Regions from separate parts of the Mus musculus genome. Here region 1 is linked to region 2. Evidence: chromatin loops called from intact Hi-C (ENCODE). Cell type or tissue: gastrocnemius. All regions are shown on one strand. Each heading gives the region's core, and the rest is flanking DNA. Links, peaks and the distances in the headings are about the cores only.

What was found. Hi-C counts contacts between places; a loop is a spot of excess contacts. Peaks named below come from ENCODE experiments on the same cell type or tissue, not always from the same donor. Only the 100,000 strongest peaks of a DNase experiment are listed, where the experiment ranks them.
Region 1: a loop joins it to region 2, with 2.0 times the contacts of the local background. A loop is called at or near these places in 8 of 42 quality-filtered maps.

Annotation. Positions count from the first base shown.
Region 1 is chr3:32,605,868-32,615,891 of GRCm38, reverse strand. The region is part of intron 1 of Gnb4 (guanine nucleotide binding protein (G protein), beta 4); the gene reads left to right. Among named protein-coding and RNA genes, the nearest start is that of Gnb4, 5.7 kb to the left of the region's middle. In gastrocnemius, for the core only: a CTCF peak has its summit at 5,157 (motif pointing left); DNase peaks (open chromatin) are centred at 4,104 and 5,105; H3K4me3 peaks cover 811 bases; H3K27ac peaks cover 731 bases.
Region 2 is chr3:32,664,581-32,674,604 of GRCm38, reverse strand. No RefSeq gene overlaps it. Among named protein-coding and RNA genes, the nearest start is that of Actl6a, 39 kb to the left of the region's middle. In gastrocnemius, for the core only: no CTCF peak of the experiment used is centred there; a DNase peak (open chromatin) is centred at 5,181; H3K4me3 peaks cover 1,831 bases; H3K27ac peaks cover 3,070 bases.

The DNA of each region.
Region 1 (10,024 bases), core at 726-8,725, 58 kb after region 2:
CCTGCTGTAGACCCGCGCCCTACTAGGGAGTTGCCTTAAGACAGAATTGTAATTATTAGTCCCTTTCAATATCGCGAACTCGGACGGTGGTGACCTTTTATATATTTCAGCTTATCAGGATGTGATGGCTGGCATGCTAATGTGAGAGGGAGAGAGGTTGTCTTTTACAGGGGTCTGACCAAACTGTATATCTGGTCTTTGCCAGCATTCATTGCTGATTCTGAAAGTTTACTGTATATTTTAATATTTTGATTAAGAGCACTTAAGGAGTCTTTTGCTTTTGCATTTGGGTTTGCTGGTGAATTTGAAACCGAAATAGAAACTTTAAAAATATCATTTAATAAATATTGCCAGACCTCTTGTCTACACGTTATTAGACCATGACGCTGATTCTTCGTGCTGTGGTTTGCTTAACTGCATGCCTTAAGCCTATGAGCAATACACAGGAAGCAGTTCTGAGTTGCTGGTCTTTTATGAATAAACATTTCAGCGTGTGTTTTTACTCCTTAAAAATAGATCCTGAAATAGATCCTGGGACAATTTCAAAACTAAGAGTGGTATCTAAGTTGGGCTTTTTTTTTTTTTTTTTTTTTTTTCCCCATCACCAAATATTGTCGGAGAGTGAGTGAATTCTCTGATTTCTTTCAGGTGTGTTATTTAAGTTTGGTGGTTTGGCTATTCCTTTCTTTGCCTTGCTGGCTAGTTTAATCAGATTTATTAAAGGAATTGTTTACTGAAGCTCTGTCCTCTCATCAGGGGCAGTGAGCTATTCTGTTCTGTCATCTCTGGGTCACTCCTCAAAGGACACATTATACCTTCCACAGGCAAGGCGATGTTAAATGACTCACTGTGGCCTTGTAACTGTTAACTCAAGTTGGAGTCAGGACAAGATCCCTCTGTCCGCAGAGTGCATGCTTTTCCTGCAGAACACATTCAGTTAGTCCTAGGTCCTGGGAAGGACCCTCAGCCATCACTGATGTACACATAAAATTTCCTTGACATGTCAGAAACCTGTGCTGGTTTCTCTGCTGTGATTGGTGCCATTTACTGGTGTTACTCTGTATAGCCACCCATCAGCCATTCTGTTCCTGGCATCCCTGGGGTCAGTGACCCTTTTCCTGAGGTACAGTTACTCTATTGGCATTAAACTGGTGGTGGCTCCTACAAACTAATACCCCTATTTTGACATGGGCTCCAGAGAAACAACTACCACCACTTTGGGAGGATGGAAGCAGGGTAGCAAGCAACTCCAGGTGTTGTGGAGTTTCAGCTCCAGCAGATGAGGCAGGAGGGTGTTGTTGAAAGGGGTTCTAACCTGGGCTACAAGGAAGCCCCTGTCTCCCAACAACAACCTGCTTTATAACGTGGGAATTCTTTGATATCCTTTATGTGTTAAGCCAGATGTTCTCACAGCTGCTTCCTGTACTACCACCCCCTTACCCTGAAGCTTCTGTGTCTGGTTCTGTGGCTCCCTTACGTTGTTGTGTAAATATGGTGGTGTATCTACTGAAAACACACTTTTCTCAATGTGGTGTTCTACCTCAGTTACTGTCCTATGTCTTTCTGTCTGTCTTTCATTTTTTTCTTTCTTTTTTTTTCTCTTCTCTCTCTCTCTCTCTCTCTCTCTCTCTCTCTCTCTCTCTCTCTCTCTCTCTCTTTGTTTGTTTCGTTTTGAGACAGGGTTTCTCTGTGTAGTTTTAGCTATCCTGGAACTCCATCTATAGACCAAGCTGGTCTGGAAACCACAGAAATCTGTCTGCTTCTGCCTGCTTTCAGAGTTCTGGGATTAAAGGTATGTGGTCACCACTGCCTAGTTTTTATTAAAGTCATTTTAAATTACTCGTGTTTCTGGGCACCTTAGTGCCAGTGCCTGAAGAGGCAGTGGCTTCAGATCCCTCTGAAGGTAGGGTCATTAAGGGTCTTTGCGAGGCACTTGTTTCTTCTTCAAGAGCAGTATGCTCTTGTAACAGCTGAGCATCTAAGCTCTTTAAGCTTTACCACCTAATTTTGATCTTCATTGAGAAAGGCTGATCTTGCTTGTCAACTGGATGTGAACCTTGGCAGAGGAACCTGAAGAATTGCTTCCATCAGATTGGTCTTTGGGCATGTCTGTGTGGCATTTTCTCCATTGCCAATTGATGGGCTATGTAAGAAAGGTAGCTGAAAGTGAGCCTGGGAGCGAGCCAGTGACCCTCTGTGGTTTTCCCTTCAGTTCTAGCTTGAGCTCCTGCCCCCGCCCTCCCTCCGTGAGGACTGTAACCTGGAAGTGCAAGCCAAATCAATCCTTTCCTCCCCAGGTTGCTTTGGGTCAGTGTTTTAGCATAACAACAGAAAAGCAAGCTGGGGTAGCTCATTAAAAAACATAAAAGCAAAAGCCCTTGTATTACATTTTTATTGAGTGTGTGCATCTGTACAGGTGTGCATTCATGTGTGAGCAGATGCAAACCTGTGGCTGTCACAGGACAGTCTTTTCTCTCCTTTGGTCCTGGGGTGGGGGTGGGGCCAAACTTGGGTCTTTGGGTTGTCATCCTGCAGGCCCTGGGAAAGACAATAAATAAATACAAGACAGGTAGGTAGTCTGTAACTCCAGTACCAGGACCCCAACACCTTCTGACTTCCTTGGGCACCAGGCACCCGTGTTTACACATACACACACAGCCTTGAACCCATGCACATAAGCAAGCTGGAGGGGGGCTTTAGGATATGTTTCTTTTTCTTTTTTTTTTTCTTTTCTTAACTCCACAGTTGAGTACAAACATTGAATAACCGAACACCAGAAGGAAAAGAACCAGGTAGGGTTTGAACATGGGACCGGCCAGTTTCGATCTCATTGTAAGATGGCCCGGGGAAGTTTGATCTTTGCAGGTAGCTCTTACTTGCATGGTAGCCGTGTGGTGGTCCTGAAGCCATCTTGTGGGTATTGTCACATTGAGAAGATGAATGTGAGGGTTTGAATGAAAATGGCTTCCGTGGTCTCGTATGTTTGAACGCACATTTCCCAGCTTGGTATACATTTAGGATGGATTAGGAGGTGTGGCCTGGTTGGAGGAGGTGTGTCACTGAGGGTGGGCTTTGAGACCCAGGATCTCTGCCTGCCTCCTGCCAGCTGATCAGGATGTACAGTTCTCAGCTCCAGCCCCGAGCCTGTCTGTTTCCCCAGACCAGCCCTCTGAAGCTGTAAGCAAGCTCCCAGTTGAATCCTTTCTTTTATAAGAGTTGCTTTGGTCATGGTGCCTCTTCATAGCAATAGAACAGTAACAAAGACAATGAGTCAATGTATTGATATTTCATGAGCTAGAGTTTTTACTCCAAGAGACAAAAAACAAGAAATAAGGGCTGGGTGTGGACTTCATTGGTAGGGGGCTTGCCTAGCATGCCCTGGCTTCTACCCACTTCATTGTGGCACATGCCTGTAACGCCAGCACTTGATAGGTGGAGCAGAGGGTCAGAGGTTCAATATCCGTGGTTACACAGAAAGTTTTAGGCTAGGCTGGGCTATGTGAGACCCTGTCAGAAAGGAAGGGAGCTAGGAAATATGGGAGGAGCAACGAAGAGTCTCTAGCCTTAGGTTCAGACAAAGGGCATCAACATGAGCCTATGACTAAAAGATGTGAACACACTGTCGTACATAACATGTACATAATTGTACATGTACATACAGCATACATACAAACCTTTGCCAGCTCTGGCTGGCGAGGATGACACTGAAATGACATGGACGTGGCCAGTGCCTTATCTACATGGCTGAGTCTAGAGCTGGCACAGGGAAGCTCTAGGTGAGCCTTGAACTTTGTGCTGCAGAGCAAGGTAATGTTGAAAACAGACAGGCCGCCACTGCACCTGCCTCTTGCTGTGTCTGCCTCTCTCCCCGCCCCCACATCACATTCTTTTCCTGTTGATCCAGCAGGCAAGGTTGGACACTTTAGAGCTTCCTTTTTTTTTTTTTTTTCTTCCCTGTTTCTTCTGCCTGAGTCCAACTCAGGGCCTGATGCATGTGTCCAGCATCCTGCCATCCCCAGCTACGTCCTCAGTCCCATCATTGTTTGTTTTGAGACAGAGTCTCACGGTGAAGTGCAGGCTGGCTTCCCACTGGTTGCAGTCGTTCTGACTCAGTGCCAGAATCGCACGGCGTATGCCACGCCTGGCTTCTTTCCCTTTTGAAGACATGCCTCATGTCCTGATTCCATTCAACTCTACTTAGATGAATTTATCTTACAATAGCCTCCCTAACCACCTGGGATCTATGGCTGTTTTCCTGTGTAGCTAAAGTCGGGTAGAGAGCCGTGGTGCCCTTGCTTCGGGTTCATTTCCTAAGCAGATGATAACAGAGAGCCTGCCTTCCTTGCTTCTGATGCTGTGATAAGATACCCTAACAAAAGTAGCTTAAGAGGGAGAGGTTGTATTTCGGCTCACAGTTCAGGTGCAGTCCGTTGTTGCTTGAGAAGCCATCGCAGCAGAACTTGAGGCAGCCGCTTACCCTGTGCAGGCAGGAACGAAGCAGAGAGCAACGGGCGCGAGCAAGCATGTGACTGCTCACCTTGCTGCCTCTGCTTTATAGTCCAGGATCCCAGGGAGGAAATGGGGCCACCACATCGAGCAGATCTCCCCACCCCAGTTGCTAAACTCAGGATAATCCCCAGAGGGGCTGGGGAGATGGCTCAGCAGCTAAGAGCACTGACTGTTCTTCCAGAGGCCCTGAGTTCATTACCCAGCAACCACATGGGAATGTGCAATGGGGATCTGATGCCCTCTGTACTCGCATGCATGAAATAAATAAATAAATAAATAAATAAATAAATAAAGCTTTAAAAAAAGAAACAAAGAAAAAAGGGTTAATCCCCAGAGGCGTGCTCATCCTCAGGTGGTTCTAGAATATCAGGTTAACACTAACCGTCATAGCTCCGGGACAATGAGAATCTCGGTGTCTGATAATTGCACCTCCAGAACCTGGGGTATCCTGGTTCGTGGTTGGCACAGATCCTGGATGGATGGATATGGTTGGCGGAATGAGTGTAAGCACTCGGATTTCCAGCTCTTGCATTTGAGGAGTGCTCTCTGAGATGGACAGAACGCTGTGCAGAGAAGCTGTACAGCTTCTGTAGAAGGCGCTGGAGTGCCAGCAGCATGTCACGGCCGCCTTTTTCTTGGCTGCCCTCTGGTGGAATAATGCTGACAAGAAGTGGATGAGTGGATAGGTTACCAGAGACTAAAATAGGAAAACTCAGCATCAGCTAGATGGTTCTCCAATCAATCAATCAATCAATCAATCAATCACCAAAGCAGGACCTCATCTGGTAGAGTGCTAGTCTAGTGTGTACAGAGTACTGGGTTTGATCCTCATAAAAAGAAGGTGACGTTGCCCCTGCCTGAGATCTAGCAGAACGTTAATTAGAAGAGGCTGGAGGGTCAGGAGTTCAAAATCATTCTTGGCTATTCAAGAAGCTTGAGGCTAGGGAGGGCCACATACAATCTTGTTTCAAAAAAAAAAAGTCAGTTTGGAATTTTTAATTTTATGGACCAGATATGGTATATCACACACCTTTAATCCCAGTACTCAGGAGGCAGAGCCGAATTACCTCAGCCCGCCAGATCCCCTAGGAATGACACACAGACTTTTTAATATTTAGGAAAGCTTGGGAGAGTCTCAGCTATTTCACCTCAGTAAACGCGACCCCTAGCTCTGCTCTGCTACATGGCTTGGTAGTCACCCCTCCTCACCTGTTTCTTCATGTCTGGCTGTGGAATCTCCTGCTTCTGACTCTTTCCTAGCATTCCCTACTCTGCTCGGATGTTCCACCTATGCTATCCTGCTTTGCTATTGGCTGCTCAGCTCTTCAGTAACCAATCAGAAGGTATTTACAAAGCCCTGAGATAGATGGTGCATCTTACAGAGTGTGCAAGAGATTATTCCAGCAGAGGTGGGTGGATCCCTGTGAGTGTGAGGCCATTCTGGGTTGCACAGTGAGGCCCTGTCTCAAGAAGGAAAGAAAAGGAAAAAACTAAAATATAAAGAAAGAAAATCTTAGTTTTAGGCAAGCCTCCTTGTTAGTCCTAATCTGATGAGAAAGATGGAAAGAAGATGATCAGTGGAGTGTAGAGAGAGATAGCTTAGGATGAAGGAGGTGGCAGTGGGGATGGCAGGGGTCATGAGTGCCAGTTCCCTTTGGTACACTACTTATGAGCAAAAGATGCTTGGTAGGTTCCCAGCACTGCACTGTTTCCCAGTACACACCATTGCCCAGGGCACACCACTGCCCAGTACACACCATTGCCCGGTGCATACCACTTCCCAGTGCACACCATTGACCAGTGCATACCACTTCTCAGTGCACACCATTGCCCAGGGCACACCATTGCCCAGTGCATACCACTTCTCAGTGCACACCATTGCCCAGGGCACACCACTGCCCAGTGTACACCATTGCCCGGGGCACACCACTGCCCAGTGCACACCGTTGCCCAGTGCACAGCATTACCTAGTGCACACCACTGCCCAGTGCACACCACTTCTCAGTGCACACCACTTTCCAGTACATACCACTGCCCAGTGCACACCACTTCTCAGTGCACACCACTTCTCAGTACACACCATTGCCCAGCGCACACCAGTGCACACCACTTCCCAGTACACACCATTGCCCAGTGCACACCACTTCCCAGTGTGCATTCTGGAGAGCTTCCCTGCCAGATGCTCACAGTGCATTCCCTTTGTTCTGCTTTGAAATAGTCCCCACATAAAATGAAGATTTCCCTCATTACTGGGGATTGAACCCAGGGACTAGAACACATCACATTTTCAGCTATAGAGATACCAACACAATTCTATTCTGTATCCATTCGGTACACAAGGAGATTGGTCCCTATGATCAGAGAGCAAGTCGTGACTGAGTCCTAGGATGTGTGTGTGTGTGTGTGTGTGTGTGTGTGTGTGTATGCTTTGATTATATTGTGTGTGTGTGTGTACACCTTTGCATGAAGATGTGCACACGCCACAGTGTGGAGGTCAGGAGACAACTTTTAGGATCCTTCTGCTGTGTGGGTCTCAGAGATCAAACTCAGGCTTGGCAGCAAGTACCCATACTCTCTGAGCCATCTTTCCAGGCCCCGAATTACACACACACATGCACGCACACAGACACACACCCAGGCTGGCCTTGAACTCACAGAGATCTGCCTGTTTCTGTCTCTTGAGTGCTGGAATTAAAAGGCCTACTTTTAAATGGCAATTCAGTAATGAATGGCTAGACTTGGGGCTTGTCTCCTCCTACTTTTATAAAGATGACTTAGTGTATGGTATGAGTTTATGTATTCTTAATTCTTGAGCCACCTCCCAGGCCCTCCCCCTAATTTTTACGACTTTCTCACAAAAACACTTTGTCTGGGACTTGGTGGGTGTATTGGACTTGCACAGTTTGGTGATATGATATGAACTTAGAACCCAGGCCTGCATCTGAAGCTGTGTGACGCTTTGTTCTCTAAACTGGCATGTGCAACGGAATTAATCAGAGTAGTTAAGGTGTAGAATAGCTCGTTTTTAATCCTAGAATTCTGTAAGGTAAATAGAACATGGTAAAGCCAGGCGTGGTGGTACATGTCTGGGAACTCAGTACCCGTGAGGCTTAAGGCTAACCTGGACTGCAAAGTAAGTCCTATCTTTATGTAAGGGAAAGCATGCTAGACAGTTATTTCCGGAAGCTGAGCTTTGTCAGCAGAGGTCTCTAGTGTGCACTGCCTGGCCTGGTGTTGCTCTGAGGGCTGCCCACTATGTATTCGCTTACATTCTGATGCAGGAATTTTCATTCCTACCTGTGTGGATTGCTGTCCCAGGTCCACCTGGGGTATTTTCAGGCCATGTTGGCACCTGTAATCCTGATGCTAGGGAGGAGACTGGGGGGCTCCTTTGGACTCAGGAGCTAGGTAGCCTACTAAACAGGCAAGCCCCAGATTCAGGTAGAGCCCGTGCTTCAAAAAACAAAGTGGAGAGTGATTGAGGCAAACATGGGATTCAACCTCGAGCCTGCACACGCAGATGTACAGAACTTTCTACACACATGTGCATACATGAGGACACCGACACATTCATACCACACACAGTAACCAACCGGCATCTTTCATGTTTCATGCGAACTTTGCATCTGTGTGGATTCTGAGTAGCTAAAAACTTAGACATGGACATACGGACTCCTCACTCACACTGCTGCTATACAGACTGCAGAATGCCTCCCTTTGGTGAGAGTTCTGTGGATAGTTTAAGACGAGTTGTGCGAAGGATGTTTGAATTACACAGCTGAACTGCTTCTGTTTTATCAGTTAAGCTGTGTGGATCCAAAGCTCATTGGCACCCTCTGATATTTGGTACTGGCACAGCCCAGCTTTTAAGGTACCCGATAGGCATCTTCGCAGCGCTCTCAGTGTGTGAGAGTTGTTTAAAACACTTTGGCTGAATCAGATGCTCATTGCTGAAGCCCTTAGTCATCTTGTAGCAATTGAAAGAGCACCATGCTTATCAATTACTTTTCTAAAAAAATATTAATTTCAACCGTGTTATTGACTTCAGGGCCATGTCTACACTTCGTTGTGATACACAGTGCCAGTTTGATCGAGAGTAATATCTCCATTTGGGAAAGTCTTTGGAGATTACACTGTGCATTTCTGGTGCTTTTAAAAAGAGAGCTGGAGAGAGAGCCCAGAGTTTAAAATGTTTGCTGCCTAAGCACGGGCTCAAATCTCCAGAACCCACATCAATACTGGATGGGCAAGGCAGCCTCAGGAGGCATAGTCAGTGGATCCACAGAATAGCCTGGCTGCCAAGACCAGTGATACCAGTACACTCTGGGTTTGATTGAGAGACCCTGCCTGAATGAATCAGGTTGAGCAGCAGATAAGTATAATTCCCGAACACTTGAAACCATGCACACACATATATCCACCACATGAAAAGAAGAAAAATGAAGGAAGTATGTCCTTTAATACCCTGTGAGTGAGTGTGTGTGTGTGTGTGTGTGTGTGTGTGTGTGTGTGTGTGTTTGGAGGGCAGCTGCAGAGGGCTTTGTGCAGCCTTGCTGGTTGACCCCACACATTTCCGGCTGTCTTAGCCTGCTGTCTGCAGCTTTCCTTAAGTGCTGGATATTGCCCATATATTTGCCTTCTGGTGTTTCTATGACAGCATCAGCCTCACCCCTTCATCCCTAACATCACCGCGTTAGGAGCTGCATGATGGGGCTGACCCCACAGCATGCAGCATGGCCAGCAGGCTTTGCTTCACAGTTGTCATGGCAGCCGCCAGGACCCATAATTCCTGAGTTCTGCATGTCTGCGCAATCAGCTTCATTCACACAATGCCAAGGTCAAGAGCGTGAGAGGTACCTGGGATCATTTGATTCCAAGCAGTAGCTTATGTGTGTGTGTTTTGTGCACTTGTGTGCTTCTGTCTGTCTCTCTGTCCCTCACCCCCGCTCTCTCTCAAGGGGAGAGAGTTGGGCATTGTTAGCCACTGATGGTAAGGATCCAGTGAGTAAATTCAAAAGACTGGTTATTGGCTGAAAGTGGAGACCTGTTTGATAGGCTAACATCTGGCTCTACTTCATGAACTCTGGGAAATCATTCTGATTTGGCACCACCAACAAGTATTCTTGCCACATAAGGATATTGAAGCTGATTATACTATAGCCTACAGATTGTATTTCTAATATATAAGAAATGTAAAGGATTAAAAAAAGAAGTTAAAAAAAAACACCGTTACAAAGTAGCTAGGACTACAGTAATATTCTTGTCTCCTGCCACTGTGACTTCTTTTGCTCTTCATTTCTTAAGGTATTTCAAGTTAGCTTATTTACTGAAGACAAAAGTGTCTTAGGCACTGATACTGTAGTGAAAAATAAAGCAATGGTATGCCTCCGATCAGTGCATCTTATTGGGTGAAAGAGGCCACAGATAAGTAAATACATACTAAGCAGTGTTGGAGAGAAGGCAAGGCAAAGGGCCCCGGTAGTGATAGCAGTGGGTGGGTGCAGGTGGAGTGGGG
Region 2 (10,024 bases), core at 1,161-9,160:
TTTGGAGCTGAGACGAAAGGATGGACCATCTAGAGACTACCATATCCGGGGATCCATGCCATAATCAGCCGCCAAACGCAGACACCGTTGCATACACTAGCAAGATTTTGCTGAAAGGACCCAGATGTAGCTGTCTCTTGTGAGACTAGGCCGGGGCCTAGCAAAAACAGAAGTGGATGCTCATTGTCAGCTATTGGATGGATCACAGGGCCCCCAATGGAGGAGCTAGAGAAAGTATCCAAGGTGCTAAAGGGATCTGCAACCCTATAGGTGGAACAACATTATGAACTAACCAATACCCCGGAGCTCTTGACTATATGAGCTGCGTATGTATCAAAAGATGGCCTAGTCGGCCATCAGTGGAAAGAGAGGCCCATTGGTCTTGCAAACTTTATGTGCCTCAGTACAGGGGAACGCCAGGGCCAAGAAGTGGGAGTGGGTGAGTAGGGGAGTGGGGGGGGGAGGGTATGGGGGACTTTTGGGATAGCATTGGAAATGTAAATGAGGAAAATACCTAATAAAAATTTTAAAAAAAGAATTTCTTTTGCTGTGATAAAAGTAACCAATTCATTTCACCTTACAGCTGATTAAATCCATCAATGAGGGAAGCTGGAGCAAGACAGGAGGAACCTGATGCTTACTGGCTTGCTTCTCATGGCTAGCCTAGCTAGTAGCCTGCTTTCTGTTGGCACAGAGGACCACCAGCCCAGGTGTCACACTGCCTACAGTGGGCTAGAAACCTCCCACATCTGCCTCAATTTAAAAAACAAAACAAAACAAAACAACTGCAGGCTTTCTCCTGGGCCAATCTTAGTAAGGGCATTTTCTCATTTGAGGTTCCCTCTTCCACAAGGAATGGATTTTGGATTTCCAAGGCCTTGAGGAGCTTATGAAAACTTTCCATAAAACCATAAAAATATGACTGCTTGTTAATGTAACACACAAACACATTACAGTTAAAATATAACCTTCCCTTTCTTGTTCACTGCCAAGATTACATATCAATATTCATATCACAATATAAAACATTCCAACTTTAAAAAGTCTTTACAAATCCCAGCACTTTAAAAGTTAAATCCCTTTAGAACATCCAAAGTCTCTTTCAAAGTTCATGCCTCTCTAAAATATCCCTGATCTCTCTAACACTCCAAAATATCTCCCAAACTCCAAACTCTCACAGCTGTGGGCTCTTGCAAAGTCAAAATAAGTTAAATATTTTCTTACTCCAAGAGGGAAGAACTCCAAAAGGGCACAGTCACAATTAAATCAGAGTGAAACCAAAGTTCAACAGTGAATCTTAGTGTCTAACTTCTGGAAGTCACTCATGGTCTTCTGGGCTCTTCCAAAGGGCTTGGGAAACCATCCACAGAATAATTAGCTCCTACCAAGCACAGTCTCATTGGTGGTACTGGTCTTGAAAGGGACCATTGAGAACAGTTAAGGCTTGGTACCATAAATCAAGGCCACAGAGTCTCTGAAGAGAGCCTAGAGACAGGTTATTGATGAAGGTACAGCCTCAGTTGCAGTGGAGACCCCAGGATTGAGGAAGTCACATAGAGAAGTAGAGGATTGTCACTGTGAGAAGTCTGGAGAGGTCGTTCATTGGTGAAGGTGCAGCTTCAGTTGCAGCAGATATTGCAACATGTTAGAGGAGCCAGGACAGTGGGATGCTGTGGATTGGAGCCAGCCTGAGCCTATGTACTGGAGCTAGAGGCAGAGTGGAGCTGCCCAAGACCTTTGGAGTCTGGGAGACCATAAGCCCCGGATGCTGGACATTGAGCTATAGGATTTGATTTACACATCTGGATGTTGGTTTTGCTTTGTTCTTATTGTAACTGTGCCCTGGTTCTTCCCTCTAAGATCAGGAAATAATGTTACTTGTTTTTATTTTGCAAAAAGCCCACAGTTAAGGGGCTTTGGACTTTGAAGGAGACCTGTGTCTTCTATATGTTGAAATTTTTAAGGACTGTGGAAATTGAAAGGCTACACCATGTTTTATATTGTGAGGCCTTTGGTATAAACAAGAAAAATGACTATGGTCCATTAGTGATGTGTTTGTGCATGAACTTGAGGAGAGATCAGTAGCACTTAGTTAGTTTTAGTCAGCGTGACTCTAGAGTCACCAGGAAAGAGGGTGCTTCAGTTGAGAAACTGCCTCAATAAGACTGACCTGTGTACATGTCTCTGAAGCATTTGCATGATTAATGCCTCATGTGGGAGTGAGCCAGTCAGCAGTGTTCCTCCATGGTCTCTGCTTCAGATTCCTGCCTTGAGCTCTTGTCCTGACCTCGTTCAGTGATGGACTGTAACCAGTAAGCTATAGTAACCCCTTGTCCCTCAAGCTGCTTAGCTCAGTGTTTTATCACAGTAGAAGAAAGCAAACTAGGACAGTGGCCTACTGAGTTTAATTGGGGTCCTTACAGGAGCATGCATAGGGGTGTGGATGACTTACCAGAAGCTACAGCCCTGAAGAAAATAGCTCTCTTGAAGGGCTTATTTTGATGCATATGTGATTAACCAAATTCATGGATGGGCAAACCACAGATATGGCGGGCTCACATCCCTTGGAAAATGACTCAAAATAAGCATTCAAAAATAATATTTGAGGTTTTTCAATCAGCATTGTTAATTGATATATTTCTACCTAGACAGATCAGCTATATGACACGCAAAGGTTTCCAACATTATAGATTTGACAAGTGTATATGTGTGTGTGCATGTGCATATATAATTTATTATTGTAGATGAGCTTATGACATTTTTATGACCGTAGGTACCCATGCCATGATGCATATGTAGAGGTCAGAGAATGATTTGCAGCCTTCGCCTTCCGTTGCATGTTCTTGGCACTGAATTCAGGTCGCCGGGCCTGCATGACAAGTGCTTTTGCTCTGAGCCATCTTGCTAGCCCACAAACATATTTTTATGTGGGAGATCAATTACCAAATCCTTAAAGTTGAGGAGAAACTCCTTCATGTTTTGGTGAGTTTCATCTTGTTTTAATATGTTTCATCTCATATTGGAAAATTTTAGTTCTCATGTGGGGGATGCAGGGCCTCATACCTGCCAGGTTTGGCAGGTGTGCTACTATGCCACATGACAACCCAGATACTCTATTTCTGGTGGCATCTTTTTAGTTTGGAAGTTTTTATTATGTACTCTTGATATGTCTGTTTTGGCATTAGCAAATGTTTTTATTTTTTAGATTTATTTATTATTATATCTAAGTACACTGTAGCTGACTTCAGACACACCAGAAGAAGTTGTCGGATCTCATTACGGATGGTTGTGAGCTACATGTGGTTGCTGGGATTTGAACTCAGGACCTAAGGAAGAGCAGTCGGTGCTCTTAACCGCTGAGCCATCTCTCCAGCCCCACTAGCAAACTCTTAATATCTTCTCCCAGTGGATGAACAGTGCCATCTCTAATTTACAGAGAAGTACAGTATTCAGAATTATGATTTAACTTGCCCCGTGATACATGTTCTTTTAAAGAGTTTATTTTTAACTATGTGTTAAACATATGTCTCTATCTGTGTGTGTGTGTGTGTCTGTGTGTGTGACACCTATTATCTTGGGTTTTAGTTGATTCCAGATGTAGTCAAGTTGACAACCAAGATTTGCTACTGTAGTAGTTACTAGTCATAAGACACTAATCTAATTAGAATTGGCCAGCATACTCTACAGAGTGAGATCCAGGACAGCCAGGGCTACACAGAGAAACCCTGTCTCGAAAAAAAAAAAAAAAAAAAAAAACGAAAGAAAGAAAAGAAAAGCAAGAATCATTCCCTCAGTCCACTATAGTCAAGTGTCAAGTGCTAAATGGTCACATGTGGTCAGTGCAGTTGTAGAACAGAAGGCAGCTCAATCCATTGTCTTTAGCCATCCAAGTTGCTACAACAAAACACCACAGGCTGGGTAGCATACAAACCCCAGAAAATAGTTTCTTCTAGTTCCAAACGTGGACAGGGGCAGTGGCAGTTTCAGCATCTGGCCTACTTTATGATTCATAGAAGACAGCCTCAGCAAACCCTCACATAGGATAAAGGAGAAACTAACTCCCTGGTGCTTCTTCTAAGAGGGAACTATCCCCTGGGCAGGTGACACACTGCCGGAATCCCAGCATGTGAGGGGGTGGAGGCAGGAGGATCATCAGTATAAAGCCAGCCTCAGCTACAAAGTGAGTTCAAGGCCAGCCTGGGAGTATGAGATCTCTTCTCAAAAAAATGAAAAACAAAAATTGAGGAGGCAAGGGCACCAGTCTGACTCATGAGATTCTGCGTCTGTCTATGTGTCATCTCTTAGCCTCCACGGCAATGGTGCCAACGGATGACCTTAGAAGGGACACAGATCTCCACACACTGTCCAGTAAGTCCACCTGAGATCATCTGGTTGTTGGGGAACATCTGTTTCATCAGCTAGGTACAAGTCTTGAAAATTAAGTGTAAACAATAAGACTTGTAAGTTGAAAATTATTTTTTTGTCTTGTAGAGAAACATAATAGACAAATAGAGAAGAATGCTAAAAGTTGGGAGCTTATCATTCTATGGAATATTAGTCAATTTCCAGTTCCTCTCTTTTACTGAGGAACAATCGTATCCAGCATTTCGCTCTCACTGGTCTCACACACAAGCGCACACCCCTTTCCCAACCGGTTGAATCTCTCCTAACAGAAGTAAACTAAACCTTAAATCATTTACTTCACTTTTTTTTTTTTTTTTTTAAAAAGTTGTCTTTTTAACTTTTACTTTGGCATGAGAAAACTATTTAAATGGTTCCTTTGGGCAGACTGCTCAGCCTGCAAAGCCCATGTAGATGTTTGTGAAGAGAGATAATTTGTAAAGAGGTGACTGGTCTCACATCGGCTTTGAGAATCTCACCAGATAACATCTGTCAACCTTCTCATGCACTCCTGTGTAAAAATGTTAAATAAATGTTAAGTATTTTTATCATTGTTATGTAAGAAGGCTTTACCAACTGTGTCGCTAGATGTCTGGGCATCTGGGTTCCCACTTTTGTGTTGCTCCATTCAAATGTTAAGGTTCGGACTGTGTTCTGGGCACAGCGCCGGTGTCTCTCAACTTCAGCTTCACTCTGCGCTTGGCTCATTTTAAGCTTCTCTGAAACGATGGGAGAAGTTTTCTGGCCAATATCTTGCTTCCAATCATGAAAGAAAGACTTCCAGGCAGAGAAAAACTAAGAATCTTCCCTCTGGCATCCTGCTTCCTTCCCCCTCCCCTTGGGTCTTCTTTCTGCCAGCACAAGTCATTGACTTCACACTTCCTGTCTCCCGGCATAAATACTCCCTCCAGACACAGCCAGTCCTCTGTTCTTTAACCATTCCACTCCTAAAGACCTCTTTTCCAAAGCAGTGCATATTTAGTGCCTACACTTACATTTTTCCCCTCCTGTCTTGCAGAGCTGCTCGCTACACTCCCCCAGTTCATTTAAGCCCACGCACCCTGTAAAGTCCGTCATACTAGTCAAATAGAAATCTACTTTTTCTTGGGTTTGATCCTAAAAGCAGTTTGATCCCATTTATTCCCCTGCAGCTCAGAACTGCGTCTATAGGATCTTTTATAGGTAGCACTGGAGGCATCACCAAAACAACTAACCTGAGAAAGAGGAAGAAAATGTTGTCCCCTGCTTTTTGGAGTTTACATAACTCAGTCTAGAGCTTGAAAATGGCCTTGTTCCAGCTACATGGTTCTGACTTCTGCAATGAAGATACCAAAACCCTGCTGGGTTAATGAAAGAACGAAGAGCTATCCAAAAGGGAGGTGTGTGGCATCAGGATGAAGGGCAGACTTGGTTTTCTCTCATCCAGAAACTGCTGGTGCCGTAAGTGTGGGAGGCACACTTGGCCGTGTGTGCACTGGAGTCAGAAGGAAAGAGGCAGAAAAAGCCTCTGGAGACTCTGGAGAGATAGAGGCCAAATGCTCATCACAGAATTCCAATTTCCACTGAAATTGTGAATCACATCTAAAAATAAAGTCGTCTACAAGTGGCCAGATAGCTTTACTTCCTCTTAGCAGCTGAATAATAAGGTCAAACATCTAAGGAAATTAAGTCGATTCCGGACTTAGTTCAGTGTTTAGGACAGCCTCTTTTCATCTGAATGTCCTTGGGCCAGATTCTCCTCCCTGCCCAGTCTCCTCCTCTGCACAGTGCGTGGAGATGGTATTTACAAACCTGGGACTGTGGGAGAATTCAACTGCAATCCCAAGTGGTACTCTGGACACACGGTCTTAGCATGCCCATTTTGTCGTGACTTTTGCTCCAGAGCCTTCCAAGGAAGCCATTCAGACTGCTAAGAATGACTTCTGAACAGTTTATGGAAGCAAACATTCTGAAACCATAAGTGTAAGCATTGATTTAAGGCTGTCAAATTAAATAACAGAAAACAGAAGTCAGCCCAGTCTTCCTCGCTCACATGCAGAAGCTGGGAGCCCAGGAGGGTAAGAACAATTCAATAATTTCAAGATGTGACTTTTGGGTGTTGTTGTTATTTTTGTTCTTGTTGTAGTTGTTGTTTGAGACAGGCTGTCCTGAAACTTTGCTTTGTAGACCAGGCTGGCCTTGAACTCATAGAGATACACCTGCCTCTGTTCCTAGAGTTCTGGGATCTCAGACACGAGCCACCACTGTCCAGGAAGACGAGACTCTTATAAAGCTTATTTTAGTAAGAGCAAAGACATGCTCCAAGCCCTGTGTGGTTTGTGAGGCTGGCAGTAACAGAATGCTACAGGCCAAGTAGTTTAACCTACAAGACTTTTATTGTCATGGTTGTGGAAGCTGAATGTCCCGGATGATAATGTCAGCCTGCTGGCAGTAGAAGCCTCCTCCCAGGGCCTCTCTCTAGTACAAGGTGCCTCTCGCCGTGACCTCAATGAACTCTGAGAGGCCACAACGTCATTTAATTTGTATTATTTCCTCAAAGCCTTTCCCATCAAATAAGAGCGGCAGAAGCCAGAGTGATGGAAGGCTCAGTGGCTCAGAGTGCTGGCCGCTCTTTGAGAGCATCCTGGTTCAGTTCCCAGCACACGCATGGAGCCTCACAACTGTCTATTCTTTCAGGTCCCAGGGGAACCCATGTCCTCTTCTAGCCTATATGAGCACACGTATGGTGTGCAGATGTACATACAGGAAAATACTCATGCCCAAAATATAATAATAATAATAATAATAATAATAATAATAATAATAATAACTAATGGGGTTGGGGTTTTAGCTTATGAGTTTTAGAAGTACAGTGTAATCAGCATCACTGTGAGCCTGAGACTCTTGCCCTGGGGCACATTTAAATATTTGATTTGTTATACTAGGTTACACCAGGCCGTTTTCTTGCAAGTATAGAATGTACTTTAAGTGTATTTCCCAATGTCCTGGTACACTCCCCTTTCCCACTCCTTATACCACCTTTGTCCCCCTAGACACTTCGACCCCACTCTCATGTCCCATCACCTGCACCTATACAGTTCTACGTATCTGTATAAACTCTAGGACTAAGAAGAGAAAACATCCTATTTGCCCCTCTGAGACCCACTGCACAACTGCCCTCAGAGAAGGTGCACCCTCAATAGCCATGGTGGAGACTGCATCCTTGCTGACTTTCTCACAGGCTCTTTCTGACTCTTCATCCCCATCCTGCACTTTGGCGAGAGGTTATTCCTCTTTGCCCTTACTCTGCCTGCACATGTCGGCTGCACCTGAGCCTGACCTTGGTGGCTTCCTTCAGGAGACTTGTTCTGTTCTAGCCCTTCCCTCATAGGATCTGCTCCCCTCAGCTGAGCTCCACAGCACAGCCTGCAGGCCTTTGGGCCCTCTCCATTGACTCTGTTTCATGCCAACCCATGCCTTAGCTCCTCTCTCAGGTCACCCTGTAATCACCACCATCTTTCCATAAGACAGTCACTCAAAACTGTGAGGGATGAGTAAAGAAAAGGTGGATGGGGAGATGGCTCAGTGGCTGAAAGCAAGCCTCTAACTGAAGAATGGAGTTCAACAACCACACCCACCTCTGGCAAGCACACATCCAGCTCCCGGAGACCTGATGCTCTCATCTAGTCTCTGTGGGCATCTACACCCACACACACACACACACACACACGTGTGTGCACACGCACACATATACATGAGTAAAGTGAATTGTTAAGTAGTGGCACACCAACTGGAATCCGAGAGACCAGCAAGGTTCTCCAAATGCTAACTCCGGTTACCCAGAGAGGGATAAGACTTCAGAGGGATTTCACTGTAAATATTCTGTATCTTATTTGAGTTAGATTTCTTTCCATTGTGAAAATATCATTTATTTTGAAGAGACATAGTCTCTCTGTGGCGCCCAAGCTGGCTCCAAACTTCTGAATTCAAATGATGCTTCTGCCTCAGCCTTCTGAGTAGTTGGGTCTACACGGTCAAGCCACTCAGACAGATGTGTAAGAAATCTGACTTGGACCGATGAATAAGAAAGAACCTTAGGGTTCAGAGTCTTGCCAAGCATCTGTGAAACCCTGGCTGTTCTCCCCAGCGCTGTATAAATAAGATGTGGTAGTGAGCCTGTAATCTCAGAATCTGGGAGGTGGGAACAGAAGAGTCAGAAGTTAAAGGTGATCCTCACCCAGAAAGCCAGTTTGAGGCAACCCTGGGCCATATTGGATCCGGTCTAAAAATGTAGTAAGAATACAAATTAAACCACCTAAGTTTTGAAAAGAGGTAGGTGAGGAGAAGACAACTGATGTTAGACAGCATGGCTAACTAAGGTTAAAATGCTTCATTTGTCTGGACAAGATGGTGAATGGGGAGAGCTGTGGAGGTACCTGCAAAAGCTAAACAGAAGTGCTCATTAGAAAAAAAATAACAGTAAGGTTTGTAAACGTGATTCATCAGTGTGTGTGTGTGTGTGTCTGTCTGTCTGTCTCTGTCTCCCTGCCCTGGGATTACCAGAATGCACAGCTGTGCTGGGCTTTTATGTGGGGGTAGGGCTGGGGGTGGGGGTGAATAAGTGGGAGGAATGAAATTCAGGTCCTCAAACTTAAGTAACAAGAACTTTTCTGACAGGGCCACCTCCCAGCCCCTCTTGGATCATTTAAAATACATGCCCATACAACAGATGAAAAGAAAGACTTTTTTTTTTTTTTTTTTTTTTTTTTTTTTTTGAGACAGGGTTCCTCCATGTAGCTCTGGCTATCCTGGAACTTGCTCTGTAGATCCGGCCAGTCTTGAACTCACAGAGATCCACCTGCCTCTGCCTTTTAAATGCTAAGATTAATGCTGTGCTACCATGCTTAATCCAGACTATAAAAACTTTAAGAATATATATTTACATAACAAATGCCTTATACTTACTTCACTACTGAAAAGGGCATATATGTAGTAGGTTTTAACATGTGAATGTTATTACATGTCAAGCTTGTTACTGGCTATTTCTTATTCTCATCTTTTGGTCTTTACTGCCAGACAGAAAGTCACCCCAGGATTCCAGATGTGAAGAAAGAGAAGGGATTGTTTATGAAATAATAAATTAAAAAAATAAATTTAATAAAAATGTTTCAGTTATAACTAAGTGAAGATAAATATTAGTAGATGTTATTACATGATAACTTATACTGTTATATATTGCTATAAATTATATAGTAATTTATATTTCTAATGTAAGTATTAGTAGTAATATTACATGGTAACATGGTTGAAAAAAGAAGAAAATAAAATCTATTTCAGACCATGCCTCAGTCAAGAAAAAGAAGAAGAAAGAATTTATCTCAGTCTCTTTATGCATACACATAGAATTATCCAGACATAGCTGAATTTGCACCTACAGATGCATGTATATACACACTCCAACTGAGAAACATTGCTGATATTTATGTTTATTTCACTTAATATTTATATGCAGAACCTAAACTTTCCCAATTTCCCTCCCTGTTCTTCGAGTACAGAAAACACCGCAATCCCCGGGAAGCCATGAAAGTGCCTTACCAGAGCTCACCCCTGCCACAGAACACAGAGAGTGGTGTCCTCTGGGAGA